2 separate regions of the Homo sapiens genome follow, and region 1 is linked to region 2. Evidence: read pairs that join two places in POLR2A ChIA-PET (ENCODE). Cell type or tissue: MCF 10A. All regions are shown on one strand. Each heading gives the region's core, and the rest is flanking DNA. Links, peaks and the distances in the headings are about the cores only.

Region 1 (15,768 bases), core at 6,058-10,057, 270 kb before region 2:
ATGAAAGGAGAAGTCTTCTTGATGCAATCAAGCAGAGTCAGCCACTCCTTCTCCTTTGTCTTTTCATGACACTTTTCATTTAGTCAAGTATTTATTCATTCATCCCAGAAACATTAAGTCTACTATAGACCAGTAATTATGCTTGGAAGTGAAGAATATGGACACCTAAGCACATTATTATAATACAGTGTGATAACTGCTATAATGGTAGTTTATATAGGGTAAAAAAAGATTAAGATGAATAGCTGACTATGCTAGGAAAAATAAAGAAAGGCTTCTTGGAGAAAGTAACACTTAAACTGACTTTTAAAGAGGAGGAACAGGTGTTTACAAAGCAGACGAGAGAGAGTGTTTCAGACTGAGGGCATTCCATGTTCAAAAACAAATCATAAACTACAGTAAGTTATTTATTCTTCCATTCCAGTCTTTATCGCATTGTATTGCAATTTGTTTACTTATCTGAACATAGTTTATGGCTTTCCTTGAGAATGAGAATTTTACTTTGTTTTGATTTCCTATAGTACCTAGCATATAGTAAACATCTAATATATTTTTGCTGACCGAATGAATTAGTATTTTTGTTAATTATTTTTCTAATTATATTAGAGTAATATAATTAGAGGTTGGGTCTGTACTGCAACAGGATTAGCTAGTGGTATACCTAAGTTTGTTCTTTTAAACAAACACACTCTTTATACATACTTTTTGGGGGTATACAATCTCTTCCCGGAGGAAAGTGTTCTCTCCAGCATTCTTATCGAAGAGACCCCAGTCCATCTTGAGATCCCAGATGAGGGTATAGCAGGAACTGATGATATAAAAGACAATCCACAGGTAAAAGAACACCATAGTGTCCGAGTGACCTCGTTCTGAAGAAAGAAGAGGGAAAGAGAAAAGAGAAAATTACTACATTTAAGTAAAATTTTTCATTAATAACACTAATTAAAACAGATTCTTAAAATAGCTCCATAAGAAAGCAAAGCTTTAAACAGATCGTAGGAAGATCACTGTCTAACAAAGGTTAAATAATAAATATGATTTCCCTGAGGTCCAAAGCAATCATCAAACATTTATTGAATACATAACACTTACACAAATGTATAAAAGTTTTGGAGGCTCTATGCTGAATACATAAAAATCTGTATAATTGCAATGAAGGCGTCGAATGTTACAAAAGATGCAATTTTAACTTTTGCCATCAGGTGGCAGCCTAGTGCAAAATATGAAAAAGATTCCTGAAACACTACTAACAAGGAATGTGCATTTGCTTCAAGAAATTCTTGGATTGTTTTTACTTTAGAACATTTCCTTCATACACTTAGATGTTGTCCATACTTATCATGATGGCAACCAGATAATCCTAAGTCTAGATAAAATGCCCGAAAACAACAGAGTGATAAGGATTTTACCCTTAAGGATATGTATGAAAGCAAATTTCTCTCAAGTCACAAAGCAAAGTATGATATTTTAGCTTTTCTTAGAGGGTGTTTATTGATACAAAGGCCTAATTTGCTGGGAACACTATAAAGTAACCTTTGGCTTTATGCTGAAAATACTTATTATAAGGCACACTAAATGAGAATAATGATTCACAAATATAGTTATACAATTTAATCATTTCTGCTTCATATACTATCTAATGAAATTCTTCTTTGGTAAGCTCTAGAGTCCATTGTGAAATGTCTCTAGGTGTGCTATAGGTATATAACTACTAATATGGTTCTGCATCACCAGGAAAAAAAGGCGTACAAATCTAATTCAAAAAAGTTTAAATTTTGGTCAGTTTCTCAAAGATATAGAAAGTGAAGGATATATCATGCATCGTTCATAATTTTTTTCTGTTAAAATAAGCAAGTGTTCATTAACCACTTTTAGGTTATATTAATGTGTTAATAAGTACAGTATGATTTAAAGGCACCCCTTAGAAGTTTATAATCTAGAGAGTGAAACATTCATTCATTATAAATTGATAAATTTGAGCTCAAAATGAAGTATAAACAAAGGGCTATGAGAGCACCAAGGCAAATGGGAATGTTTCCAACAGTAGGAAGTAAGAGAAAGCAGCATTTGAGTTAGTTCTAGAAGGATAAATAAATAGTATTGCAAAAGTCAGGCAGATAAGGTGAGGTCATTCGAGGCTGAAGGAAGATACTGAGAAGGCAGATAATGAGAAGGTGGGGGGAAGTACAGGTGTGTTTGAGAAGCTACAAGTTACCTACATCTAGTGTAGGTGACATATAGAAGATGTGAGAGAAATGGTATGATTTAAAATGAGGCTGAAAAAGACTCATCTGGGTCTGACTGTGGAACGCCTTCGTGGGCTTTAGGATCAGATCTGTATTTTAGAAAAACAACTGGTTGGCAAATTACTTGCAATCAATTAGTTAAAAAAAAAATAGTTGCCTTGGAGCTTCAGTGTTGTGTGAACATCAGTTCTCATCAGCTTATGAGAGGCCAATTGTTAAATTTTCAGAAACTCTGGAAGCTGGTTGTCAAACTCAGTCATTATTAAAAATTAACTTACATAACTTTATAAATAGCTATATTAAAACAAAGGTAACACATACTCAAAATTCATTACTTTTTAATTTTATTAATTTTTGCTTTTATTCTCGAGGTTGGATGTATTTATTGTACTTGCATGATGGAAATACTGTATAATGCTGTGCTACTGTACATCTTTTCCTCACTCCACATTCAGTGTTATCATCTTAGTAGCTTGAAATTGGCTATAGTGGAAGTATTTACACCGTGGAAATCAGCAAACACTAGGAATCAATGCTCCTTATCCCCACTCCCACCCAAGAGCTGGTTTCTTGAACATATACTAGCACATCACTGTTTAGCTGCTTCTCTTAGAAAGGCAGTGGTAGGGAAAGAAATTGGTATTTCTTTAAATGGTCCACATGTGATTCTCATGAATAGCCCAGCTCTGATATAATCACATTTTCACATTTAAACTATTTCCACAAAAATTTTTCTTCATTAAAAACAAATTGAGCTGAATATTTATACTACAACATTATGTCATAAATTATCAACTTAAAATGCCTAAAAAATTATTTACTTACTATCTAGGTATAGTTCGTGTGTTCTGACATGTATTTATTTCATTCTATGTGCAGATATAGGGTCTAGCTGAGAAGTGTCATTCAATAATTCACATCATGGCTACATTAAAAAAGATACTACAATTCATCTACTAAGGTTCACAAAGAATAAAGCAAATTTGGCAACTTAGTAAAATTCACTCCTCATATTTTCAAAACAAGATCCACACAGAGATAAAAAGGCAAGGAACTTATTTATATTTACAACACTTAAAAAAACTGAATGTAAGGTATGTGCCAGGTATTTTACAAATATTGTCTCATTTAATTTTCCTAATAATAAGCTATTGTTTTGTCTGCTAGTAAAAGGACATGAGAATAGAGTAATAGATACATTTAGTAGGAGATAACAAAATGAGTATTTCTCAAGTGAGTATAGGTGATATGGAGTCTTATTACAGAAAGCTGATTTTCTTTCTTTCTTTACTAATTACTGAAGAAATAATCAAGTGTAAATTATTACATAAAAGGAGATTGTGAAGAGGAGTAAAAATGTTACATGAAAAAGGAATTAATAATGAAACTAAAAGCAATGTGCTAATTTTCTGGTATTTCTCCTAGATTTTAAATGTAAATCTTATCCTTAGAGTGTAATTCTTACAGTGGTACAATGGATCTGGTGTTTCTCTCTTGCAAGCCCATGTTATTTCTTTTTTTTTTTTTTAGTCACATCCTGCTCATTTTGACAAACGCAGAGTCATGTACCCATCACTACAATCAAGTTACAGACCATCTCCATAACTCCAAAGAATTCCCACACACTCCATTGTAGCCCCACGGACAACCACCAGTCTGTGTTCTCTTCTGGTAGTTTTGCCTTTTTGAGACAGTCACATAAAATGGAACCACTTAGTATATAGCATTTTGAGTTTGGTTGTTTTCACTTAACATAATATATTAAAGATTTATCCATGTTGTTGCATGTATCAGTGGCTTATTTCTTTTTCTTGCTAAATAGTATTACTTTGTAAGGATGTATACAAATTGTTTATCCATTTACTTGCTGATGAACATACAGACTGTTTTCAGTTTTTGACAATTCCAAAAAAGTCACTTTACAAATATTCATACACAAGACTTTATGTAATATGTTTTCATTTCCCTTGGATAGGAGTGAGACTGTTGGGTTGTATGGTAAGTGGATGTTTAACTTTATGAAAATCTTTCAAACTGTTTTAAAGAGTTATTGTACCATTTTGCATTTTCACCAGCAATGTAAGAGAAATTTAGTTCCTCCTCTTCTTCAACAGTATTTGATACTGTCATTAAAAAAAATTTAGCTACTCTAATAGACATTTTGTAGTATCTAGTTGTGATATTAATCTTTACTCCTCTGATGACTAGTGATGTCAGGCATCTTTTTATGTGTTTAATTGTCATATGTGTATCTTTTCTGGTGATGGATTTGGTAAAATATTTGGCCAAAAATTTTGAGGGGGAATTTCTTGTCTTATTATTATTGCATTGTCTGAAATTTTAAAATTTATTCTGTATTCCAGTTCTCTTTCTGATAGGTTTCCTGCAAATATTTTCTGTTAATGTGTGGCTTGTCTTTTCATTTTCCAAACAACATTTTTGAATGTATTTATTCACAACTTTAAAATTTTGATTAAGACAATTTTGATTAAAAACCATTTAAAAGTATCTTTCTTTTCTGAATCACACTCTAATTTTTTATATTAGAAGTCCATATCATTTCTATGCAATTTCTATGAAACATACATGAGGACTTACTGCCTTTTAAATAAATATTCTTACAGAATATTTCAGAGTAAGTAATATTTTATCTGATGAACTTCTTCAAACAATGATTAGCACACACTTGGTCTACAAATGCTACATTTTGGTCTCATTTTAATTACTACCATTATTTGATCTTTCCCATCTCTCAAGTGAAGAATGCCTCTCTCCCTGAAATCATCTGCCTTCATTGGTATTCAGGAGATGTCCTGGAAAGATATTATCACTTTAGGCAAGCAATTACATCTTATTCTCTCTTGGCTAACCCTGGTAGCACACTTTAGTGATATTCAGAATCACAGAAAATCAAGTCATTGCTATTCTACTCTAAGCTTCTATCCAGTATATGCCTGCCACATTCGCAGCATAATTCATATTGGACATATTTATGGCAATGGTATCCATGAATTTAAAACAAATAAAAATAAAAATAAATTTCTTACAGTTTTGTACCCATAGCCATTGTGTGAATGATTAAAAAAGAAAAAAGGAAAAGGACTAAAATACTAAAGGGACAATGTGGGAATGATTTTTTAAAAAGAGAGAAGGAAAAGTACTAAAGAGAGAAATCAGAAAAATTACATATGGAAATCAACTTGAATCATGTTTCAGGGTGGATATTTCAAAAATGAAAAATGTGGCACCACGTGAAAAGAGAACTGGTTTGAAATAAAATAAGAAAACACAACAGACTGGACCTAGTTTTCAAAGCCCAAACCTATAAAGGTAAACTGAATTATGACTGAGTTTAGGATCTAGCAAATCCTGGATCTATTTCTATTACCAAAAAAAAGAAAAATCAAACCTTTGAATTGTCAGATTAATACTGTCCTCCAAAAAATGAACAAATATAGATATTCCCCGATCTTTAGTGTGTTTTAGTTACATGTGAGATCACATATATTAATCCCTCAGGTGATTATCATCTTTATCCTTAGGGCAGACAAGACAGACATTATTATTCCCATTTTATAGTTAAGGAAACTGAAGTTGAGGGAGATAGTTAATAAATGGAAAGATAACTAGATTTAAAGTTAGGAGACCTGGGTTTGAATATAGACTGCCTCTTCCAAGCTTTGTGGTTACAGAAAATTCACATTCTTAAAATGATTGAGACAAAAAAGGAACTCATAGGGCCTAAGGCTAAATGGGGGAACCAGAATGAGGAATCCTCATCTAAGGAACATTTTGTACTAGACAGCATTGCTTCTCTAAGTCCATCTCAACTTTAAAACGAAAAAAGTAGTTTCATAAAACCATGAAGTAACATTACAAAATTTCTAACATAGTGTGGGAAAATAGAATTTAAAAGTTATTACACATATTATTGCTTATTTCATACTGTATATAAAATTATGTTTATGGGAAAAAAACAGAAGTGGTTATCTCAGATGAGGGAAGTAAGATTAAGGAAGAAAGTGGGCTGAGGAAAATAATTGTTATTAGGGTGGTTATACAAATGATTTAAGTAAGACTTTAATTTTGCTATATTTTTTGTTTGTTTTTGTTTTGAGATGGAGTTTCACTCTTGTTGCCCACACTGGAGTGCAATGGTGCAATCTAGGCTCACCGCAACCTCCACCTCCTGGTTCAAGCGATTCTCCTGCCTCAGCTTCCTGAGTAGCTGGGACTGCAGGCATGCGCCACCACGCCCGGCTAATTTTGTATTTTTAGTAGAGACAGGGTTTCTCCATGTTGGCCAGGCTGGTCTCAAACTCCCAACCTCAGGTGATCTGCCTGCCTCGGCCTATCAAAGTGCTGGGATTACAGGTGTGAGCCACCACACCCGGCCACTATATTGTTTTTATAATAAAAATAGTACATAGGAATTCCTTTACTAATTCAAGAACTGTTTACTACTGAGTATATACTATAACCTGCATTATTTATTGTATAACTAGAATACTAAAGACTAACTCCAAAAAAACATCTGCTTGCTTGTATATTCAGCAAACAAATACTGAATGTCTACTGGGTAACCTAACTAGGTACATTCTAGGGAATGAGAATATACTGAAGAACTACTAAGGGCCAAGTCTAAAAGAGGAGAGAGAATTTAGTCAAAAACACAATGTATAGGTACAGTTCTGGAACTGTGCATAGAAAAGGAATCAATAAGCCAGGAGGGGAAATAGCCAGGAAAATCTTCCTGAAGGAGGTACTACTTGAGCTGAATCATGAAAGGACTTGAGTTAAACAAGTTTATGGGGCAGAGAGAACCATTTCAAGCAGAATAGAAACCATTCATTCAATAAAGAGTACCTGCACATGCCAGATATTATTCTAGGTACCAGGTACACAACAGTGAATCTTATTTACTAATGGTCAGACAAATTTCCTGCCTCAGTAAAGCCTCCTATTTCGTAGGGGTAGACAATGATCAGATATATAAGTAAAGATGATGATTTCACACAGTGAAAAATACCATGAAGAAAACAGAACAGGATGATAAGACAAAATTCCTTCAGACAGTATTCAGGCAGAAACAGCGTTCAGGCAGAGAAGGTTTCTTAAGTTGGGACTTGGGTACTGACAAGGAACCAGCCACATTTTCATGTGAAGGTGGAGAAAGAGTATATGTAATAATAAAATTTCTAGTAACCATATTCAAAAAGGTGGAAACAGGTAAAATTAATAATATATTTTATGTAATCTATACCTAAAATGTTATCACTTTTACATTTAATATATAGTCAAAATAAAATTGATATCCTTCACAGTTTTTTGTTTCAAACTAAGTCTTCAAGATCCAGTTTGTATGTTATACTTACGGCACATTTCGATTTAGATTAGGCACACTTCAAATGCTCAACAGACTGATGTAGCTGGTAGTTAAATTATGCAACAGTGCAGCTCTAGGTATCTTTGGGGAGATGAGTTTGAGGTGTAAAGATTGAAAGCAGTGTATTAATATGGCTGTGGCAACAGCCCAGTGAGAAACAATGAGGACTAGAATTGAGTATAAGTTTAAGGAACAGAGAGGTAAGGCAAAAATTAAGAAATACTTGGGAACTAAAATTGGCAGGACTTGGTAAATTTTGAAGGTGAGATGAAGGATACAGTCAAAAATAACTCCTAGTTTTTAACCTGGGTGAGTGGCATGGTGCCATAAACTAGGTTAGAGAACATGGGGCTTGAAGCATGCTTAGGAAAAAAAATGAGTTTATTTTTTGACGTGTTGACTTTAAGGTACTTACGAAACATCGAGGTGGAGGAAGCCCAGAAAACAACTGGAAAAAACTAAAAAGCTTCAGATACAGACTGGGGAGTCACACAGACAGTGGTTGCAACCATCAAAATAATTTAGAAGCTCTTTCTATGAAAAGGACAGGCTACAATGAGAGATAAGTCTTCCATCTATAAGGGGAATCACACTGTGTTTGACTACACTTGGTTGAGTTTATTTCCAGTTTTTTTTTTTAATACCAAAGACTCAAAGAGATGAGAACTCTCTGAAATGTTACAGAGCTTCTCTTTATCTCTTAAAAAATTTAAATTCTAATTCTATGTTTGTTTACATTTCAAGGTTTCTAAATATGTGTTAATTACTATAGAGTTATTGTGGTTATAGGAATGGAGACAGTAAGAATAAGAATAGATAGATTACTGTTTTGAGATGCAGGATAGAGAAAAGGAAAAAAGACTAGACCAGATGGCTTAATGAGGTAAGGGAAATCTTTTTAGAGTAGGGGACTCTTAAGCATGTACATAGGCTAGAAGGAAGGAGCCAGTAATGACAAACAGTTTGAAGATTTGGGAAAAACAAGGGACAACTGCCAGAGCTAGATCCTGGGACAAGGGGAAATGAGAGCAGTGCACAGGAGGAAGGACACCTTGTTACTTTAGACTGGGGAAAATACAGTAAAAAGGGGTTTAGATTAAATAAGCATGTAGGGAGAAGGTAGCTGAAGGAAAATGATTCCTGATAGCCTCAATTTTCTTAAGCTAGTAGGAGACAAGGTGGTCTGTAAGAATAAAGAGGAAAAGGCTGAGTTAGGAGCTGAGAAAAGCAATGAAAGTTATAGTAAAACCGTCCCCCCTCCCCCCACTTTTTTTTTTTTTTTGAGACACAGTCTCACTCTGTCGCCAGGCTGGAGAGCAGTGGCATGATCTCGGCTCATTGCAACCTCTACCTCCTGGGTTAAGTGATTCTTCTGCCTCAGCCTCCCAAATAGCTGGGACTACAGGCACACACCACCACACCCGGCTAATTTTTGTATTTTTAGTAGAGACGAGGTTTCACCATGTTGGCCAGGCTGGTCTCGATCTCCTGACCTCATAATCTGCCCTCCTGGGCCTCCCAAAGTGCTGGGATTACAGGTGTGAGCCACTGTGCCCAGCTGTAAAAACCCCTTTTCAAGTTAACATTTTTGAGATAAAAAATTTAATAATATGTTAACAAAGGACAAAATACATTAAAGTTTAGAAAAAAGTTAATCTCTCCTTCCTATGACATTCTTTTCACAAAACATTTTGCTTGTGCTTATACTGTCTTTCATTCTGTATATACACAATTTTTTTCTTTCCTGTAATATTGTATTCTATCTAGCATTGTGAAAAGAATTTAACTTTAGAGTAGAGCAAATTGAATATATATTTGTCTTTTCCATTAAATTGTAATGTCTTTCACAGAAAGATCTCACATCAGCATTTTTCTAGGGCCCATGTACCATGCTGGACATAGTAGGGGCTTAATTAATATTTGCCAAACTGAATTGAGGCTATGTTTCACTCATTTTTGTATTTTCTGCACAATGCTTTACCTTCCAACAAATACTTGGGAAAGGCAACATAGTCTCTGGGCAGCCTACACATATAATGTGTCCCTGAAAACACCTATTAAGTTTGTAGCTCCTAGGCCCTCCAGGCAAAATGAAATGGACAGCTGTGGCAAACAGAAAACTTTAAAACCAGATTCTAAGGCTTTGACAAAGGCAGGAGGTCAGTCACACCTCCACATTCCCTTATCTCATTATCAGCCGCCAAGACTTTCTTTCCTATAATTAAACAGAAACCAGTCCCTAAAAACAATGTGTGCAAGATTTCTTCCCCAACCTCAACAGACCATCTGACACTGTGGCCAAACTCCCCTCCCTTATCGTGCTTTTGCCACGATAGGTGACTAGCCTTACAAAGCATTCCTTTTTGATAAATGACTGCTGATCACAGACTCGTTCTGGCTGGTCCACAGAGACTGAGCACAAGATGCCTCTGTGCTCTGCTCTGTGTTTCACCTTTTGACACAAAGAGCCGAATTTCACTTCACTTTAATGTTAACTGCCTACTCCGAAGTGAACATGGGACATATGTAACATATATGTTTACTCACCACACATTTGGTTTCCCTCATAAATATTCATAAATTCTCCTATAACCTGCTAAATATGTATGCGGAGCTAACCCCACTGGGGATAAATTCCAACCTCTCCCCTTTGTAACTGAAGCCTATGTATTTGGTTTTGGCTGGAAGCTTAGTTTCCTGACCTGCAGATTGTAATCCTTTACAGGAAATAAAGCTTTCCTTTTGCTTCCTCTGCCAATCTCATGGTCTTTTGTTAATAAGTTGAATGTGAAAAAGTTAAGCAACAGACTTATATGAGGATAAGTTCCTGAGAGCTAAAAATAGATAAAGCAAAACCCCTATTAAACTTTCCTTGCCTTTTAGATACAACCTTTAACGGCATTGTTCTAACATTTTGTAGACATCATTTTTTTCCTTTACAACAAAACACAGCTGCTTTTAATTCAATGAGTGTCACAATGATGTTTAAAAGTTGCTGCTTTCTGCATGCCTAATGATTCCTATAGCTGTTTTAACTGTATTACACTTATGAGACATTAAAAAAATTGTGTGTAATATCACCACAGATAATTCCCACTGATTTCAAGAAAAACGAACAAAATACAACAAAATACAAAAAAAAAAAAAAAAAAACCACATGAATGCACTATTATTTGTGCCACAGAAGGTAAGGCTGCCAAAGCTCTCAGTTAGCAGCTAGCAATACCATGCAAAAGCAGGAAATGTTCTCAATCCAAAGGATAATTAAGAGGTAGGGTGTGTGTGTGTGTGTGTGTGTGTGTGTGTGTGTGTGTGTGTCTATAGTCTAATAACAAAATACCCAAACTGTCCAGTTTTCAATTAAAAAAATCACTAGTCATACAAAGAACAAGGAAGATCTCAAACTTAATGAAAAGACAATCAAAGATGTCAAAACTGAGATGATAGAGATGTTGGAATTACTGGACAAAGATCTCACAGCAGCTATGATAAAAATGCCTTAGCAAAGAAACAGTCTCACCAAAGATACAGGAAACACAAAGAAGAACCAAATAGAAATATTAGAAGCCAAAAATACAATAACTGAAATAAAACTCACTGTTAACAGAATAATAGAAGGGACAGAGGAAAGAACTGGCAACTGAAAGATAGAATAGAAATTTCCTAACCTGAACAAGAAAGAAAATAGGTTGAATTTAAAAAATGAAAAGAAGCCAGGCGCAGTGGCAGTGGCTCATGCCTATAATCCCAGTAATTTGGGAGGCCGAGGCGGGTGGAAAACTTGAGGTCAGGAGTTCAAGACCAGCTTGGCTAACGTGGCGAATACCCGTCTCTCCTAAAAATACAAAAATTAACTGGGCTTGGTGTGCGCCTGTAATTCCAGCTACTTGGGAGGCTGAGGCATGAGAAGTGCTTGAACCCAACGGGTGGAGGCTGCAGTAAGCTGAGATTGCACCATTGCAATCTGTGGGGGATACATTCCAAAACCCCCAGTTGGTGCCTGAAACCATGGATAGTACTGCTATGATAAAGTTTAATCTATAAATTAAGCACAGCAAGAGACTAGCAATAATAATAAAGCAGAACAATCATAATATACTGTAATAAGTTATGTGGAAGGCTGGACGTGGTGGCTCACGCCTGTAATCCCAACATTTTGGGAGGCCGAAGTGAGAGGATTGCTTCAGTCCAGGAGTTGGAGACCTCACCTTTACAAAAAATAAACAAAATTAAACCAGTGTGGTGGCGCACACCTGTAGTCCTAGCTACTCAGGAGGCTGAGGTGAGAGGGCTGCATGAGCCCAAGAGGTCAAGGCTGCAGTGAGCTGAGATTACACCATTGCACTCCTGCCTGGGTGACAGAGTGAGACCCTGTCTCAAAAAACAAAACGAAAACCATAAGAGTTATGTGACTGTGGTCTCTTTCTCTCTCAAAATAGCATAAAGTTTTCAGACTGTGGTTGACCACCGATAAGTAAAACTGCAGAAAGTGAAGGTATGGATAGGGTCGGGGGAATACTGTGCAAAAAAGGCAACAGGGGGGATCCTTGTGGTGATGGAAATGTTCTGTATCTTGACTGTATGAATGTCAATATTCTGGCTGTGATATTATACTATGTTTGTAAAGTGTTACCACTGGGGAAACTATGCAAAGGGTATATGGGATCTCTCTGCATTACTTCTTGCCATGCATGTGATTCTACAATTATCTCAAAACAAAATGTTTAATTAAAAAAAAACCACAGAACTTGACTGTTCCTCAAAACCTTCACTGAGTTAACCACTTCCTCTTTGAAACCACCTTATACCCTATACAATACTGATAATATAGTATTATTGCACTTCCATGTTCTATTGTAATTAGTCTATTTCCCTTACCAAACCGTGAGCTCCAAGAGGAGGTTTTAAAGGCAAGATATGTTTTGTTCATCTATGTATGCCTAGCATCTAGTAGTGCCTGATACATTGAAGATGTTTTGTAAATGTTTGTTGAATAAAACTGGATGTGACTGATGTAATCAAGAAAGTAATTTCATTATTAAACTATTTATATTCAATTTATTATCCATATAGATCCTTATTTACTGGCTCCTCAATAACAAAGTTACCTCTTCAGTGATTATAAAAGCATCAATGACACCATTTAGGACTTCCTTTCTTGACAGAGTTTAGCAACTTTTCTTCTGCTGTATCAGATACCCCTTCCCAGATCAGATCATCAGAACCTCTTCCAATATCTTTCTTATGTATGTGTGTCTAGGCTTATTTTTAAAAATCCCTTTCTGTTACACATTTGATCAACAGCCTTGGAAACATTCTTGTAGTAGGTTATTGCTGTAAGGAAAAGTTAAGACTTTGGAATAAGCAAAAATAATTACTATGCACTAAAATGGAAAATTATGCATTGTTTACACCATACCTTTCTAGGTTATGTTTCTATGGAGTTTGTGCCTTTTCTGGTCTTGGAGTTATTTTATAATTCTGTATAAATTGTGGATAAATGCCAATAATTCTGTCTATAGGCACACAAATAAATTCTGTCTGACGGAGGTCCAACAGATTCCATCTTACCCTCTACTCCTCCACCACACCCCACCTCCAGTAGAAAAAGCAAATTTTGTGTCCATTTGTAAATGGATATCAGCATTCCTTTACTCCACAGTAAAGGTTTGTTAACTAACCATCATGTGGAAAATATATTGTCTCTCCTTTGAACCAGTAGTGACAACTGGCTGGTTTCCTCTTTAATTCATGAGTTAAATAGAAGTTTGGTGTTTTTACATTAAAAAATATCTATTTCTGCTTTTCCCCACTCCTTTTGTTCTATAACCAAATAACAATTCTGGAGCAGATAAACTATGTGTTTCTGCCTTCTCTCCTGGAAAAGACACAATTTCATTTATTTAACTAAATGAAATGCTAACAACTATAACCACTTTAAAAGAAATATAAGGATACTATAATCCTTTTTTTTTTTTTTTTTAAAGACACAGGGTCTCAATCTGTTGCCCACGCAGGAGTACATTGGTACAATAATAACTCACTGTAACTTTGAACTCCTGGGCTCAAGTGATCCTCCTGCCTCAGCCTCCCAAGTAGCTAGAAATACAGGTGTGTACCACGACACTTGCCTAATTAAAAAATAATTTTTTAGAGATGAGGTCTCACTATGTTGCCCAAGCTAGTCTCGAACTCCAGGCCTTAAGTGATCCTCCCAACTTGGCATCCCAAAATGCTGAGATTACAGGTGTCAGTTACCATGCCTGGCCAGGATTCTATACATTTTACACAGTGTCTCAAGTGCTCATTTTATGAAAGCTTCAGGTAGTACATACATATGGGCAGAAACTTTTTTCTTAATTGAACTGAAAAAAGTGATAAACATAAGCTAAAATTATAGTCATTTAAAAATGGAAATAAGATTGGAGTACATCTTTAAGCAGCTATAATACAGAATATAGTAATCAGAATTGAATATAAAATAAATGCAGATCACAAAGATGTATTCTAGAAATGTGAGAAATAACAATATGTATTCCATATTATGGTTAGTTAACAAACCTAAAAAGGGAGTGAGAAGAAATATAATAGGAGATAGGCACAGAGAGAAGGAAAGCCAAAATCTCTTCCACGTTTTCTTCATACAGCCTGCCAATATTCTACACCAGTAAAACATATCAGATCTAAAAAATCCATCTGAAACAATTCTAAATATCAGAGTAAAACAGTCCAAAACTGTGATGCCTTTTTATATAAACCTTCATTTCATTTTTCTTTTAAATAAAATATTTTTAGAAGTAGAGTAAAACCTGTATTATCTCAAATGCTACCAAAAAATCAAAGTCAGTACTTCTGAAACACCTACTCACATATTTACTGTGGAATCTACTTCACCAACTGCAGTATCAATCCACTTTGAGATATAATTAAAAATAAAAAATTTCAATAGTCTCTAATGACTTTCAGCAGAATAAAAGCTGATGGGAGAAACAAAATCTTTTTGTTGGTGGGGAACTCCTGGGTCCCCTTTCTTGATGTGCTTTGTGGGTGTGCGCACGCATGTACCTGTATTGAGACTTCCACTGAAGTATAACTAACACTTGACTGTCTCTGCTCTGCTTTCTCATTCCTCTCTATGAAAACTTACACATATGTCCTTAAAACCTCCTTATGAAGTGAGTACCATTATCATCAGGCAACATGCCCAAGATTCATTGATCCAAAGCCCACACTCTCACCCAGTATGCTTTATTGCCTATGTACCATTCATCACTTGACTGCTAAGATTTTACAAATAGTTCAGTAGGAGGAAGTAGTATTCAAATCTACTTTTATTTGTCTCTATATTTGCTCAACACCACATCTGTTTACAACATCTGTTGTTTGCATGCACTTAATGTGTCCTCAGTGAATCACCTTTAGCAGAAGACATGGTAAAAATGCAAATTTTGGATCGCCCTAATCCTACTCAATTAGACTGAAGGTAAAACCCAAGATAATGCATTTTAAAGCAAGCATCCAAAGTAATTCAGATACACACCAAAATTTGAGGATCACAACATTATAGCACGCTGCCTTGTAGGAAATAACTTTTTAGAGTTAAAAAAAGGAATGAATCTAGAGTCAAAATTCTGGTTTTGCTACTTACTGTCATGTGACCTTGCGCAAGCAAAATGAGAATAACACCTGTTTCCTTTCTTTCGGAGTTGGTATCAGGTTCAAAATGACATAATGTCTGCCAACACATGACATATTTGCAAATAGCTCTATCAGACTAATAGAATGTAAAGAGCTAAAGGGGCCTTAGAAAGTCTAGGCCAACAACTTAAAAATTTTTTTTACCTTTAATCGTGATTCTAGTCATTGGTCTAAGATACAGAGTGACATATTATACGCACATGTGTGTATAGTATTTTGCTATACTTAGGAAGTATTCTTATATTCTTTCTTAAAAAATTAACAAACATCTCCTTGGCACCTACAGAGCTGACCACATGGCTTTTCTCCTTTGGTTTAGTGATATGGTAACATTTAATTTTTAAGGATTCCTAACACTGAATTATTTTTTGCATTACTAAAATATCTTAGTCATGGTATATTATTCTTTTAATATACTGCTCAGTTCTAGCTGCAAAC
Region 2 (15,768 bases), core at 4,775-8,774:
GGGCTCAGCTTAAAACAATGACAAGTCTCTGCTTTGTACATTACTTTGCATATATTTTCTTTCTAAGTACAAGGAGCTTTTAAGTAAGCATGTAAGATAAAACAAAATAGATTGATTAATGTAATCCACAGCCTAACATTCAGGGCATCCCGTTTGTGAAACTAAACCATGTAATCACAGCCTGGGGTAACAAAGCCGAGTCTGCACACAGAGGAAAAAGCTGAGATATACCAAAGGAGATACGCTAACAGCATGCGCAAGGCCTCTGCTCTATGCCTTCTTTTCCTAGCCCATCTCTTGTGTTTTGTGCTGTTGATACCGGCCAGTGGGGCCATAAGTGTTGAGCCTGAATATTTCTCCATTGGGCCCTATCTCTCCTTCCCTACTACCACTGCCTTAATTTAGCCGCTGGTCTCTCATGTGGATTACTGCAAAACCCTCCTACCTTGTCTTTCTGTTCCCAGTCTTGCCCCCTTCAACTCCATCTTTACCATTTGCAGTTCAGTGAACTTTCTAAATAGCTGTCTGTTCCCATTACCCATCACTGTGTAACAAGTCACCCCAAATTTTAGTAACATAAAACAACCACCATTTCATTATGCTTGCAGATTCTGTGGGGCAGGAATTCAGACAGGGCATAGCAGGGTTGGTTTTTCTCTGCCCCATGATATCTAGAGCTGAGATGACTTGAATGGCTGGGAGTGGAACAGCTGGAGTTAGAAGAGGTACTCCTTACATTTTTCTTTATGCACATGTCCTGCCACCTGGCCTGCAATGCTGAAGGATGGGTTCAGCTGGCACTGACCTATGTGTGTCCTCCCCAATATCATGTCCTCAGGGTAGTCATACTTCTTTCATGGTGGCCTGATGCTTCAAATGCTAGTGTCCCCAGGGATCAAGGTGGAAGCTTCACGCCTTTTAGGACCCTGCTTCATAAGTCACAACCTTCATTCCCACTGTATTCCACTGGTCAAAGCAGTCACAAGCCTGCACCAATTCAAGGGAAGGGAACATAAACGCCACCTCTTGATAGAAAAAATGTCAAACATTGTGTAGCTATGTTTTATTTATTTGTTTATTTTATTTTATTTTTTGATACAGTGTTCCTCTCTGTTACCCAGGCTGGAGTGCAGTGGCACAAGCACAGCTTACTGCAGCCTTGACCTCCCTGGCTCAAGTGATCCTCTAACCTCAGCCTCCTGAGTAGCTAGGACTACAGGCACATGGCACCATGCCTGGCTAATTTTTAAATTTTTTGTAGAAACCGTAGGGTCTCTCTATGTTGTCCAAGCTGGTCTTGAACTCCTGGGTTTAAGCAATCTTCCTGTCTCGCCCTCCCAAATTGTTGGGATTACGGTGTGAGCCACTGCACCTGGCCATAGCTATGTTTTACAATCACCCGTCTATCTATAGTCTGTATTTATATAAGCATAACAAATTTTTGAAAGATACACATCAAACTGTTATAGTTGAAAGGTGGAAGGAGAATTTTCTCTCCTTATTCTCTATACTTCCAAAGGAGAAAAGAAAAAAAACTATTGGAATTATGAATGATTTTCATTTTTTAAAGAAAATTGCTTCCTCTATTTTCTCAACTCTTCAAAGACTAAGAATACTAAGGTAGGTCCTACACTGGCACATTCTAAAAAATTTGCTAGACCAATTTTTAATAGAATTGCTAGACCCCCTAGCTATGTTCAGGGCACACAAAGAGATTGTGAACTGGGCTTTGTCAATATAAGCCCATTACCCACCTTAGGCTATGGAAGAGAGGCTAGAAACATCCTTTGGGGGCTTAAGAAGCCAGATCAAGGTCTTCTTTATAGACAATGGTCCTGGTGCACTGTTCCAAACCCACCCTACTCCTGCCATAGGAAACACCACCTCCCTTTAAGCCAAGTGAGGAGGTTTCACAAGAGTCATTTGGAGTGAGTCCTTGATCTGTGTCTCCTGGAGTTTGAGAGACACAGGACTGACTTTCACCAGAGGAAGCCTAAAGGTGAAAGTCTAGAAGGGCCTGCCCTGCAACAGAATAAAGAGAGAAGACTCATTGGCAGGGAGCTGCACTTTTATTGACGGGTGGGCCATGGAATGAGGGGACCCATTCACAGTCCATGTCAAAAGGGACACTGCCCTGGAAAACCACCTGCAGGGTGAAGCTACCTGGCAGGAGGGCACTCTAGCCAGGGGTCCCTAGTAGAAGGATCTCCAAGGTGCGAATGGCACACCATATGACAACTGTGTCAGTCACATAAATCTGAGTAATTTGCCCCTAATCCATCCCCAGAGGCCTAAGGAAAGAGCAGCTAGTGGGTAGAAGAGGGAAAAAGCTGACTGTGCACCCTTCCTTCACTGCAAGCTTCCAAGACTAAAGCAAGCCTAGCCAGACGGATGAGAAGTTTTTCAATGAATAAAATATTGAAGGTGTAATATTACACTTCACACAATTTTTGCAGTACTCAAATGAGAGCATTTTTGTGACAGAATGGGATCAGAAAAGCAAGGATTTTATCCTAGAATGGATTTTTCTGAAGCAATAGGAAAGAATAAATAAAAAGGTCATGTCATGAATGTCCAGGACACACTATAGGTCTAAGAAAACATTCTTAGACCTATAGTCTTAGACCTATAGTGTGGCCCGGACATTCAATACCATCTGTTACACTTTTTTTGTGCTTTTCTGATTTTCCAAATTTTGTTTGGAACACATATTGCTTGTTATTATTCAACTGCACATCTGATCATATCACTTCTGTGCTTAAACCTCTCTGATGTCTTTGCATTGCCCTCATGATCAAAGCTAATTTAAAAACCTGGCTTACAAGGCTCTTCATGATCCAGCCCCTGCCTACCTCTCTATTCACTTTTTCCAGCTTCCTGTGAGCCACATACACTCTGTAGTCCAGCTATATGGACATAAATGTTCTAAATGCATCATGATCTTCTGTGTCTCTCCTCAGTTCAGGTTATTCTTTCTTTACTTTAATTTTTTTTTTTTTTGAGACAGGATCTCATTCTGTCTCCCAGGCTCAAGCGTAGTGGCATAATCATAGCTTACAGCAGCCTCAACCTCCTGGGCTCAAGCAATCCTCCCAGCTCAGCCTCCCAAAGTGGTAGGATTACAGGTGTGAGCCACAGCACTTGGCTGATTCTTTTGGTTTGAAATATCCATCACCCTCACCTCTTATCCGAGGAGCTGGCTTTGATTCACCCTTCAGCTCAGGCACCACCACCTTTGCAGGCCAAACCTCAGTTGGAGAGCTCCTTTAGCTGAGAGATTGGGCTTTCTAGTTGGCACTTCCAGTGCCTCTAACCAGGTAACACAGCAGGCATTCTGCTTCCAATCCCATAAACAAACTAACACACAAATAATGGTTGGTGCCCAATGTTCAGTAACCAAGGAAAGTCAGGGAAGGCCAAGAAGCATTCTTTGATCATCTGACCGGAGATGGGCAAAGGTGCTAAGTTTTCTGTGTGGAAGCAAGGCAGAGAGTACTAGGGAAGGCTTTGGAGAGAAAAGGATGCTGGAGTATGTCCTCTGCCCAAACAGTGGCCACTTTTACTTGAAATCTGAAAGGCTCCATTCTTGGGATTGATCATTGCTCTGTTTTAATTTGGCCTCAGTATATCTACTCTTTAGATTTCTGACTTGTTGATCTTTCTTCTGAGCCCTGCAGGGATTTGATCATATTTGAGGTAATAGATGTGGGGTGCTAAGGAATCTCCTGGATGTGAACAAATGATCCAAAAGTCAAGTATGTTGAGAAAATGGAATTGTACAGAATTTTAGTAACTGGTGATTTTGTTTAGAAGTTTATGCCACGCTTGGATCACATTCTTCTTTTTGCATTTCAATATAATGAAACACATTGGTGTTTTTATGTTTTGTTTGTTTTGTTTTACTGCAAGCCATTATTTCCTGATTAAATAGGAGGTTGTTACCTAGTCCAGAATCAGCTTCTGAAGTTACAGACTTCAACTCTAACTTAATCTAGACCTGCCTCTTGGAATTTCTTCACTGTTACTGTGATAGGCAGCCACAGAGTTCTCAGATTCTTGGATTGAAAGGAGTATAACACTTTATATTTGTGAAATTCTAACAGGTTTACAAACATTCTTGAGTTTTAAAGCATATTACATAATCTGAATTTCACAAAAACTTATAAACTTATTATCATCATTTTAAAGATTTTATACCAGGAGTTCAAGACCAGCCTCACAACATAGCAAGACCACACCTCTACCAAACAAAAAAGAAGATTTTATAGATGAAAGTGAGTGAAAGTGAGGTCAGGGTGGTGGCTCATGCCTGTAATCCCAGCACTTTAAGAGGTCAAGGCAGGAGGATCACTGCCAGAAGTTCGAGACTAGCCTGGCCAAAACAGTGAGACCCCATCTCTTAAAAAACAGAAAGAATGGCTGAGCACGGTGGCTCATGCCTGTAATCCCAGCACTCTGGGAGGCCAAGGCAGGTGGATCATGAGGCAAGAGATCGAGACCATCCTGGCTAACATGGTGAAACCCTGTCTCTACTAAGATTACAAAAAATTAGCCGGGCCTGGTGGCGGGTGCCTGTAGTCCCAGCTACTTGGGAGGCTAAGGCAGATGAATCACTCAAACACGGGAGGCGGAGGTTGCAGTGAGCCAAGATGGCGCCACTGCACTCCAGCTTGGGGGACAGAGTGAGACTCTGTCAAAAAAAAAAAAAAAAAAACAGAAAAGAAAAGAAAGAGAGAGAATCAGAAAGGTTAGGAGATTTGTCTGAGGTTACAGAGTTAATTAGTGCCAAGTCTAAGACTTTGCTAACTTTGCTAACACCATAGCTTTCTCTATCTTGGTTAGTACATGTCAATATGATAAGGTCATTAATAACAGACTTCATAGTTGCTTGTGGTTGAGAGTTCAGAATAAAATCAACAATGACCATATCTCCTAAATGACTGTTTCAAAACCCTTTACAAGGCAGCCAGGCCCACGTGAAGTATCTAAGAAAGGATAAATTATATCAGTAAGTGTTAGAAATGTAAAATGTTTGTTCTTTGGTGCCACAAGGAAAAATCAGCATTTAGACAAAAAGTTGTCTTAGCAAGGCAATTTTTACTTTCTGCAGAAAGGGTGTCCCTTGCAGATGGGACAATGGCAAGGGCACACACAGAATAAACAGACACCAGAATATTTATTACTTACACGTGAGGTCCTTATTGCTGTGTCCTGTCTCCATTGGCTGGAGCCAGACCTCATGAAACCTGACTGGCTAATAATTTAAAACTTTTAAAAATAGGTAGAAAAGTAATAATATTCCTAAGTAAGGAAGGGACACAGGCTGTGAGCTGGGACATGCCTATGAGCGTGTCCAACACAAATATTTTGGTTAAGGTTCAAGGACATAGAATGTACTATGCCTGTGAGCATGTCTAACAGCTACATAGGATAGGGCTTAACAAAGAGTTATTAGCATAAAGCAAGGAGGCTTGAAGGAAGTTAGTCTTTAAAAGAAACTATTATTTCTAACACTTAAGATTTATTTTTAAACTTTGAAGAGGAAACTTTTTACTTTCTACAGTAAGTCACTTCATGTGTTGTTTTTCTTGAAGCCAGCTGAATTGTTGGTTCAAATCATTCTGAAGATGAAGTCAAAAGCATGCCCTGGATCTTTAATAATGAGTCACATTCCCTTTCTTTCCCTTGGCAGAAAAACTTGGCCATTGACATATTGAAAAGAGAGTTATACGTTCTTAGAGGGCTTCTTCTGTCTCCTGGGGTACATTTGCAGGACAAGTTAAGGAGAATTTTCATTATGGAAAATTTGACATTAATTCATTTACTCTAGTTATGCATTCTTGTTTTTATGTATTTAAAAAGAAAAAACATTTCCTCTGAATAAATGGAACAATAATATGGCTTGTTAAATGTAACTGACAGGATTCGAGCTCCTGTTCTATCAATTACTGAGCCTTAGTTTCCTCATCTATCAAAGTGGAACACTAACACTCACAGGGGTTATGAAAATTTTTTGTTGCTTGCTCTGCATCTATTCCCCAAATTTCCATCTGGAGATCCTTCTCCCCTAGTCTCTATCCTTCTGGTCTAGTTAAGGCTCCTCCACCTCCCTCCAGGAATGGAGGCCGGACACAGTGGCTCACGCCAGTAATCCCAGCACTTTGGGAAGCCAAGGCAGGAGGATTACTTGAGCCCAGGAGTTTGACACCAGTCTGGGCAACATGGTGAAACCCCACCTCTACAATAAATACAAAAATTAGTCGGGCATGGTGGAGTGCACCTGTAGTCCCAGCTACCCTGGGGGCTGAGGTGGGAGGATCCCTTGAGCCCAGGAGGTCAAGGCTGCAGTAAGCTGTGATTGCACCACTGCATTCCAGCCTGGGCAACAGAGAAAAAAAAAAAAGTCTAAAAAAAATAGTAAGAAGAAGAATGCAGACCATGACTCAGGACAGACTCTTCAAAGCCCCTGGCCATGAGGCCAATTCAGAGATGAGTATGTGATGCTGTCTAATTAGAGTACATCTGAGCACTCAGGAGGAAGCTGAGTGCCACTCCTGAGTGCTGCTTTCTACTTCCTGCTGAAATGGAGATGCTGGAAGACTGTCTGGCTGGAGCAGCTCCAGCCACCTGCCCCCACGGGGAACCTGAGAACAAAGCCAACACACAAAGGAAGGTGGATCCATGCCAGGAGATGGAGGGAGTCAAGGTTCTGATAATGTTGTTTGAGTCCAGTCATGTATGAAGGCAGCCCTGTTCCTGAGCTTCCCAGTTTTGTAAACCAATAAATGCTCTTTGCGTTTACACCTATTTGGTTTAGGTCTATCAAGAGGATCCTAAATGATATTCTACCTAAATTTAAGAATTAAAGAAAATAATGTAAAGTGCTCAGCAAAATACCTGGTATAGTAAGTGCTCAGTAAAGGTTAGCTTAATTGTGCCTATTATGGAGTTTAGTTCAGAAAAGAGAGGACTCCATAATTATTGTGAATATCAAGTGAACTCCTTCAGGCATGGCAAAGAGCCAGTCTTATTGGTAGGTTGAATCTCACGAGATACGAAATAAGCAATTTCAAGAAGTCTTTCCTATCCTTAACACCTCTCTGCCTCCTTGGCACTGAGAGCCCCAGATGTCAAAAATTGTCATCAATCCCTTTGTTTTCAGACATTTAAAGAGGAGTTTCTCTTTTAGCTATAGCACCTGCACGAATGAGTCCATGAGCTCCATTCCTGAGGGCGGATTTTGAGAGTGGCCTATAGAGATAGCAGAGTCCCCTGGCTGCCCTGAGAGATGAAGAGAGACACAGCCACAGAAGAGGTGACGGACGGAAACTCCTGCCATCTTCCTATGCAGTTTTGGCCTGGCTGTCCTTGCCAGGCACCCTCAAGAAGCTCCAGCCTCAGATTTTAAAAGCTGTGTAACTTTTTGAACTCAAAGAAAGATCTTTGGCTAAAATGGCCCCCCAAAACCTTTGTTAAACAAGCACAGTATGTAACCCAGTCCTCTTCTTCTGCCCGGGCATCCCCCAGATACTGCCCTTTGCAGTAGAAGCAGCCCAAGGTGTCGGGGCCCATGACAAGGGAATCAAAACTTTTCTCTTGTCAGGTGTGTGTGAGGAGGTACCTTGGTCATCTGTGATTCTTGCCTTGCCAAGCAGATGGCTGGAGACTAAGAATGGAGAAGCTGCCTAGAGGGAGTACAGAGTAAATATTTTAAAGTTCTGTCGGAACAAGGTCAGACATGCTCCTGGGTAAGGACCTGAGTCATATTTCAAAGAAATGAGGCAGAGCTTCCTGGAAGCCACAGTCGAAACAACTTCAGACATCCAGTTTAACCCGAGAGGTTTGAATTCCTTCCTTTCTCTTATCTTTCTTTCCTTTTTTCTTTTGTTCACTTTTAGCTCCAGTTTTCTTTCTTTCTTTTTTTTTGAAACAGAGTCTCACTCTGTCACCCAGGCTGGAGTGCAGTGGCGTGATCTCGGCTCACTGCAACCTCCACCTCCCAGGTTCAAATGATTCTCCTGCCTCAGCCTCCCGAGCAGCTGGGATTACAGGCGCCCACCACCACAGCTGGCTAAGTTTTGTATTTTTAATAGAGATGGAGTTTCACCATGTTGGCCAGGCTTGTCTCGAACTCCTGACCTCAGGTGATCCGCCTGCCTCAGCCTCCCAAAGTGTTGGGATTAGAGGCATGAGCCACCGTTCTCAGCCAGTTTTCTTCTTTTTAATCATACATACCACCCCGTGCCAAAGTCTCATTCTGTCGATGTGTGTAATTTCCAGCTCAAAGTCCCATTCTGTGGCTACATCGACATTTTTTGTTTCTTTTCATCGCTAACACTGGTAAGGCAGCAAAATGCCAAATATTTGTACCACGTACTTTGCTTAAATGGCTCTAAGCCACTGTAGGCTAGGTCAGCTAGCACAGAGCTCCAGAGAAGGTGGAATGCCACTTTCTGAGCCTGATGACTTGCGGAAATGGACCATTTACAATAATTGAGAAGAATCGTAAAAGGAATAAGCTTCTTGTACATTAGTGTTATTTAAGGCTAAATACCTGTAGCATCTGAAATTATTTTGGATTTGCTCCCCTTACTCTGTGATAAATTACATTCTAAATATCTTATTTCCTACTTCCTATTCTTTCATCCTCTCCCCCTCTATCTCACTGCTTGTATTTGAATACATTTTCTGTATGCACCCCCTAAATAGTATTAGCCCCAGTACAAATTAGCATTTCTAAGTATCCATACCTCTATATAACATGCATAAGATAATTTGTCTGGCTGGGTGCAGTGGCTCACACCTGTAATCCCAGCACTTTGGGAGGCTGAGGAGGGGGGGGTCACCTGAGGTCAGGAGTTCGAGACCAGCCTGGCTAATACAAAAATTAGCCAGGCATGGTGTCAGGCGCCTGTAATCCCAGCTACTCAGGAGGCTGAGGCAGGAGAGTCATTTGAACGCGGGAGGCAGAGGTTGCAGTGCGCCAAGATAGCGCCATTGAACTCCAGCCCAGGCGACAAGAGTAAGACTCCGTCTCAAAAAAAAAAAAAAAAAAAATCGACAGCAAGAAAACGTATGCCTGATACACAGCAGTGAAAAAATGATTTGTCACAGGTACTATAGGATAAAATATGAGACTTAACATCAAATTAGGGTATTTTAGCTCCCTCAAAATCACATTCTTTTTTTCTTTTTTTTTTGAGACCGAGTCTCGCTTTTCCGCCCAGGCCGGACTGCAGTGGCGCTATCTCGGCTCACTGCAAGCTCCGCCTCCCGGGTTCAGGCCATTCTCCTGCCTCAGCCTCCAGAGTAGCTGGGACTACAGGCGCCCGCCACCGCGCCCCGCTGACTTTTTTTTTTTTTTTTTTTTTTTGTATTTTTAGTAGAGACGGGGTTTCACCATGTTGGCCAGGATGGTCTCAATCTCCTGACCTCGTGATCCACCCGCCTTGGCCTCCCAAAGTGCCGAGATTATAGGCGTGAGCCACCGCGCCCGGCCAAAATCACATTCTGTATCAGACAACTTCTTACTTAAATTGATAAGCAACCCGATCCTACTATTTAGAAATATTTTTCATATGCTAAGGAATCTGTTAACTGGCTCTGTGATGAAAGTAATGATTTTAGTTAAAGTATAAGCAGTGGCAGTTCTGAGGGCTCAAAATAGTAGCACATTGAAATGATGAAAAGATTCATTTAATATACATTTATTGTGCAACTACAATGTGCCAGCACTGTCTAGACCAGGAAAGATCAGGGAGACTGACCCTTCTTTGGAGGATCAGGAAGTCTTACAGTTCAGTCAAGCTCTCCAAGAAGAAAAAGAGTTTATAAGATTATCCAGGACAGTAGGATACTTCAGGCAGGGGGAACAGCATGTGCAAAGTCATGGAGGACTGCTCTGGGAAACGTGAGTGGTTCCATGCAGCTAGAGTGAAAGGCTGTTATAAAGGAGTGTGGCAGAATATGAAGCTGAAGAAGTAGGTAGAGGCCAGCTCACGCAAGCCTTATAGGTTGGGGTGCACACATTATAGGTTGGGCTGTCATCACATTTGCCATTTCTTCTTACTGCTAACAGAGTTTTGATTTTGTTCAGGTGGTAGAGTGCCCAGGGACAGAGTATAAATTGCAATTGGCCTAAGCCAATTGTCTTAGTTTGTTCTGTGCTGCTATAACAGAATGTCAGAGATTGAGTAGTTTATAAAGAAAAGATATTTATTTCTTATAGGTCTGGAGGTGGGGAAGTCCAAGATTGAGGGGCCAGCATCTTGAAATGACCTTCCTACTCCATCATCCTGTGGCAGAAGGCTGAAGGGCAAGAGAGGGTGAGAGAGAGAGAGCGGGAAAAGGGGGCTGAACTCATCTTCTTATAGGGAACCCACTCCCAAGGTAATGAACCCATTCCCAAGATAACAGCATTAATCTATTCTTGAGACTAATGGTGCCCCCATGACCCAAACACCTTCCATTAGGCCACACCTCCCAGCACCACCACATTAAGGATCAGGTTTTCAACACAAGAACTTTGGAGGGCCTAGTCAAGCCATAGCACCAATCATAGCAATCCCCTTTACTTTTGATGATAATGCATGGTTTAGGGCTGCATATGGCATTCAATTCTGGCCTAAAATATAAGAAGTCTGGAGGAAGGCATCAAGGAAAGAATTTCCTCCCTGATTAAAAACAGAAGAATTCTGTAACAGAGCTCTTCCTTTGCTCCTTCCCTTCCTTTGTGATCTAGATGCTGACACATGAGGATGCAGTATCTAGAGTTACAGTCGCCATCTTACAACCATAGTGAGAATGAGAAGCCTGAGGATCCAAACCTCAGCCTAAGGATGAAAGAGAAAGGACAGGCTAGACACGGTGGCTCCTGCCTGTAATCCCAGTACTTTGGGAGGCTGAGGTGGGCGGATCACTTGAGGTCAGGAGTTTGAGACCAGCCTGGCCAACATGGTGAAACCCTGTCTCTACTAAAAATACAAAAACTAGCCAGGCGTGGTGGTGCGTGCTACTCAGGAGTGCTACTCAGCTACTCAGGAGTCTGAGGCAGGAAAATCACTTGAACCCGGGAGGCAGAAGTTGCGGTGAGCTGAGATCGTGCCACTGCACTCCAGCCTTAGTGAACGAGCAAGACTCTGTCTCAAAAAAAAAAAAAAAAAAAAGAGAGAAAGGACAGAAAACATTCGGGTCTTCAACAATATCACAGAATCACCAAAACAAGTTTAAGACTGCCTATATTAGAACATTTAAGAAAATAATAAAAGTCTTTATAGTTAAAGCCACCATCAGTTGTGCTTGCTGTCACATTTGTTATAACTGCTGTCATTCCAAGGATGGAACTTACCATGAAGAGGAATGGGAGCTGTGCAAACGTTTAGATGGGGGAATGAGTTGTCAGATTTGTGCTTAGAAATTGTTACACTGGCTACTGTGTGCAGAATGGACTGGCACACAGGAAAGAGACCAGTTTTGAAGTTACTGCAACTGTCCGAGAGATTAGGTAGAACCTCAGCAAAAGCAGAAGCAATGATCATTGGAAAGGAGGAGATAAGCCTGAGAGCTATTTTTAAGTCAAAATAACATAACTTAGTGACTCAGTGGATGTGAGAGTGGAGAAGCTAGGATAATCAAGGATTGCTTGGGCTTCTGGTTTGGCTGGGAGGAGATCTGAGTCTAATTCTGACTTTGCCACAAGCTAGTTGAGCAATTCTAGGCTGGTTTCCTCATTTCTAGTGGGTCAGATTAAAAATATGATAGCAGATTTACTTTATCTCCCCTGACCCCTCCAATGCCCAGGAGGTCTTTTTATAGAGAGAGAGAGATGGGGGTCTCGCTATGTTACCCCAGACTGGTCTCGAACTTCTGGGCTCAAGCAATCCTCCTGCCTAGGCCTCCAAAATACCTGGGATTATAGGTGTGAGCCACCGTGCCTGGCCAGGAGCTCTTTTTTGCTGAGAGTACTAAAAGAGGTTAGGCCATTCTGGGGAAGAAAAAACCCCTCTTCCTCTGCCAGATTTATTTGTGCAGAGCTGTTTGGTAGGCAACGTTGAGCTTTTGTCTGCCTTTCAGCTTAGACTGACAACAATTTGTAATGATTTGAGAAGTGGAGCAGAGGGCTCAATGATGGGTGATGACCAAGTATGTGAATTAAAACCAGCAAACCATCATTTCCCACATGCATTCAAGGGTTATTCTTTTTTTTTTCTGAAGACAAGTCTCACTCTGTTGCCCAGGCCAAAAGGCAGTGGCATGATCATGATCATAGCTCACTGCAGCCTCCAACTCCTGGGCTCAAGCAATCCTCCTGCCTCAGCTTCCTGAAGAGCTAGGACTACAGGTGTGTACCAAGTTAAAATTTTTATTTTTATTTTGTACAGATAGGATCTCTCTATGTTGCCCAGGCTAGTCTTGACCTCCTGGCCTCAAAGGGTCCTCCTGCCTCGGCCTTTCAAAGTGCTGGGGTTATAGGCATGAGCCACCATGCCCAGCCAGGAGTTACTCTTTTTTTTTTTTTTTTTTTTCCCTGAGACGGAGTCTCTCTCTGTCTCGATTCTCCTGCCTTAGGCCCTCGAGTAGCTGGGATTATAGGCATGCAACACCACGCCTGGCTAATTTTTGTATTTTCAGTAAAGACGGGGTTTCACCATGTTGGCCAAGCTGGTCTCAAACTCTTGACCTCAGGTGATCCACTTACCTCGGCCTCCCAAAGTGCTGGGATTACAGGCGTGAGCCTCCATGCCTGGCCGAGTTATTCTTCACTAAAGTTATTGTAAAAGCCTTGTCCACATCTCCTTGGATTTGCTACTGGGCATGAGGGTCTTTCCCCTCAGCAGTTTCTTTATCACCCAGACCTGCCAGCCTAGAAGGGCAGCCATGTGCACTCAGACAAATAGTCATTCCTTTTCTTCTGAGGGTAAGACACAACAGAACAGGTAAAAGTGGTGTGCTCACCCTGGGGGAATGAGGCAAACCAGGCAAAAGGCCCAGAGACTGTTGCTAGGATACCGGGTTGCTGGGTGGCAGAGGTCACAGAGCCATGGGAAAGGTTTCACAAATGACTAATTAGTTTTGTTTTATTTGTCCTTATAAAAGGATTGCCTCACCAAACTCACTACACTTCAAATAATTTTTCTTTCCCATTTCTATACCACGTTTTATATTAATTTCTCACATTATCTCCTTTGATGGGCAGAGGGGCTGAGGGATGCAAGTCCAGACACTTCCCTCTATTCAGCGCAGCTCCACAGGGTCATCCAAGCTCCAGAACTTCCCAGGGGAGCAGCTGAGGCCTCTGCTGCCACAGCATCATCATTCATCTCCTTTTTTCAATCTGCTTTCGCCCACACCTTTAGAGGTGTTGTTTCTGGTAGCACTTCCCAATACAATTCCCGGGCAGTAGTTAAAGTGATAAAAACAGATTTCATTCAGGAACTATCGTAGCAGGAAGAAAGAGGCCTCAGTATAGAACAGGACTCAGTTTTGAACACAACAAGGACAAATGTGGATTTATAGGCCAAGATCAGAGTTGGAGTTCAGTGGGTGAAAAATCACTAAGATGAAAAATCAGGGGTAAGAGAATCTGGCTATACCGACTCAACAAGATTCTTGCTGAAGGCTGACAAGGGTGATCAGATACTACTTAGGAGATGGTGGGGGATGAGGAATTTGATTTGATATCAAGGGTGATCAAATAAAGAGAGTAGTAGATTTTCTCTGAACTGAATTAACAGGATTCTTGCTAAACTGGGTGATGCGACTCTGACAAGAAAGAACACTGAAGCCCAAGGTCAAAGCCTAGTTGAGGAAAGGGGTTAGTGAAGCCTTACTAAAGTTTAGTCAGGGAGAGAAGATTTGTCACATGTATGTTCCTTGGGGAAACTGACCTATGAAGCCAACATAGAAACATTGGTCAACTCTATTTTACCAGGCATGAAAATGTGTGTACATGCGTGCACGCACACACACAATTCTATCTATTATTACTTTATTATTTTAAAAAGATACTTTAAGTCCAATAAAGAAAGAATCACAATCTCAAAATAAATTCAAATGCTTTGAATTAAATAAGCGTAGTTTAAAAACAAAATCACTGATTAAAGATTTCTTCGATAGGACACAAAAAGCATGAAGCATAAAAGGAACATTAGATAAATTGGACTTTATCAAAATTTAAAACTCTACTCACTGTCACTCAAAGACAAGCTACGGATTAAGAGGAAAATATATGATAAAAATATATCCAATAAAGGACTTGTATCTAGAATATATAAAGCACTCTCACAAAACAGTAAGAATATAAACAGCCCAATTTGTTAAATGAACAAAAGATCCCTTCATTAAAGAAGAGACATGGGTGGCAAGTAAGGCCATAAAAATATGCTAAACATCATTAATTATTAAGGAAATGCAAATTAAAACCACAATAAAACATTGCTACACACCCTTTAAAAGGGCAAAACAAACAAACAAACATTGATAATCCGAGTACTGACACAGATGTGGAGTATCTTGAATTGTCATACATTGCTGATAATACAAAATGGCATAGCAACATTGGAAAAGAGTTTGGCAGTTTTTTGTAAGATTAAACATACATTAACCATACGACCCAGCATTCCTACTCCTTACTATTCACCCAAGAGAAATAAAAACATATGTCCACAGAGACCTGTACACAAATGTTTATAGCAGCCATTCTTACATAGCTATAAAAAAAAAAAACAACAACTAGAGACTGGGTAATTTATAAAGAAAAATGGTTAAACTGGCTCATGGTTCTACAGGCTGTACAAGCACAGTGCTGGCATCTGCTTGGCTTCTGGGGAGGCCTCAGGGAGCTTTTATTCACAGCACAAGACAAAGGGGGAACCAGCATCTCACATGGCAAGAATGGGAGCAAGATGTGTTGGCTGGTGGGGAGGTGCCACACTTTACAACAACTAGATCTCATGAAAACTCACTCAATGTCTCAATGACAGCATCAAGCCAGGAGGGATCTACCCCCATGACCCAAACACCTCCCACCAGGCCCCACCTCCAACACTGGGGATTACAATTCAACATGAGATTTGGTGGGCTGGCTATGGTGGGTGGCTCACACTTGTAATCCCAGCCCTTTAGAAGGCTGAGGAGGGAGTATCGCTTGAGGCCAGGAGTTCAAGACAAGCCTGGGCAACAAAGCAAGACTCCTGTCTCTACCAAAAATATATATACAAAAACTTTAGCTGGGTATCGTGGCACACACCTGTAGTCCTCACCACTTGTAGGGGCTGAGGTGGGAGGATTGCCTGAGGCCAGGAGCTGGGGGCTGCAGTGAGCTAGGATTGTGCCGCTATACTCTAGCCTGGACAACAGAGTGAGACCTTATCTCTAAAAACAAAACAAACAAACAAAAACCACCTCAATGCATTATCTTTATTCTTATTCATTTATTAATGTTATTGATTATGCCACAGACTAGGGAAAATCTCATCACTTACAACTCTTGCTTGTGGCTAGGAAGGGAATGAGGGAGAGCAGGCAGGGGCTACGGGACTAAAGGAGGGTTTTCCTAGACAGGTGGAGTCTGGAGCATGTATTTAGGTGAAGGAAATGAGTTAATTTTGAGGGGAGAGACCAAAGTTACTGGAAAGAGAGGAGAGCTGACTGACAGATAACAACACTAATCAGAATTCTTGGTGGCAAACAACAGAAACCCAATTCAAACAACCTTAAGCCAAAAGAGAAATTTTTGGCTCACGTAACTGAAAACTCCAAGGCTTTAAA

The links. Peaks named below come from ENCODE experiments on the same cell type or tissue, not always from the same donor. Only the 100,000 strongest peaks of a DNase experiment are listed, where the experiment ranks them.
Region 1: POLR2A ChIA-PET joins it to region 2 with 5 read pairs; 2 of 35 experiments call an interaction of 5 or more read pairs at or near these places.

The regions. Positions count from the first base shown.
Region 1 is chr1:180,848,809-180,864,576 of GRCh38, reverse strand. It overlaps XPR1 (xenotropic and polytropic retrovirus receptor 1), which reads right to left. Exons shown (of 15, transcript NM_004736.4): 12 at 703-869. It overlaps LOC124904464 (a long non-coding RNA gene), which reads left to right. Exons shown (of 2, transcript XR_007066760.1): 2 at 3,777-12,689. Among named protein-coding and RNA genes, the nearest start is that of LINC02816, 50 kb to the left of the region's middle. In MCF 10A, for the core only: no CTCF peak of the experiment used is centred there; no DNase peak of the experiment used is centred there.
Region 2 is chr1:180,577,653-180,593,420 of GRCh38, reverse strand. No RefSeq gene overlaps it. Among named protein-coding and RNA genes, the nearest start is that of OVAAL, 27 kb to the right of the region's middle. RefSeq lists a silencer at 7,322-7,505. In MCF 10A, for the core only: no CTCF peak of the experiment used is centred there; DNase peaks (open chromatin) are centred at 6,560 and 7,740.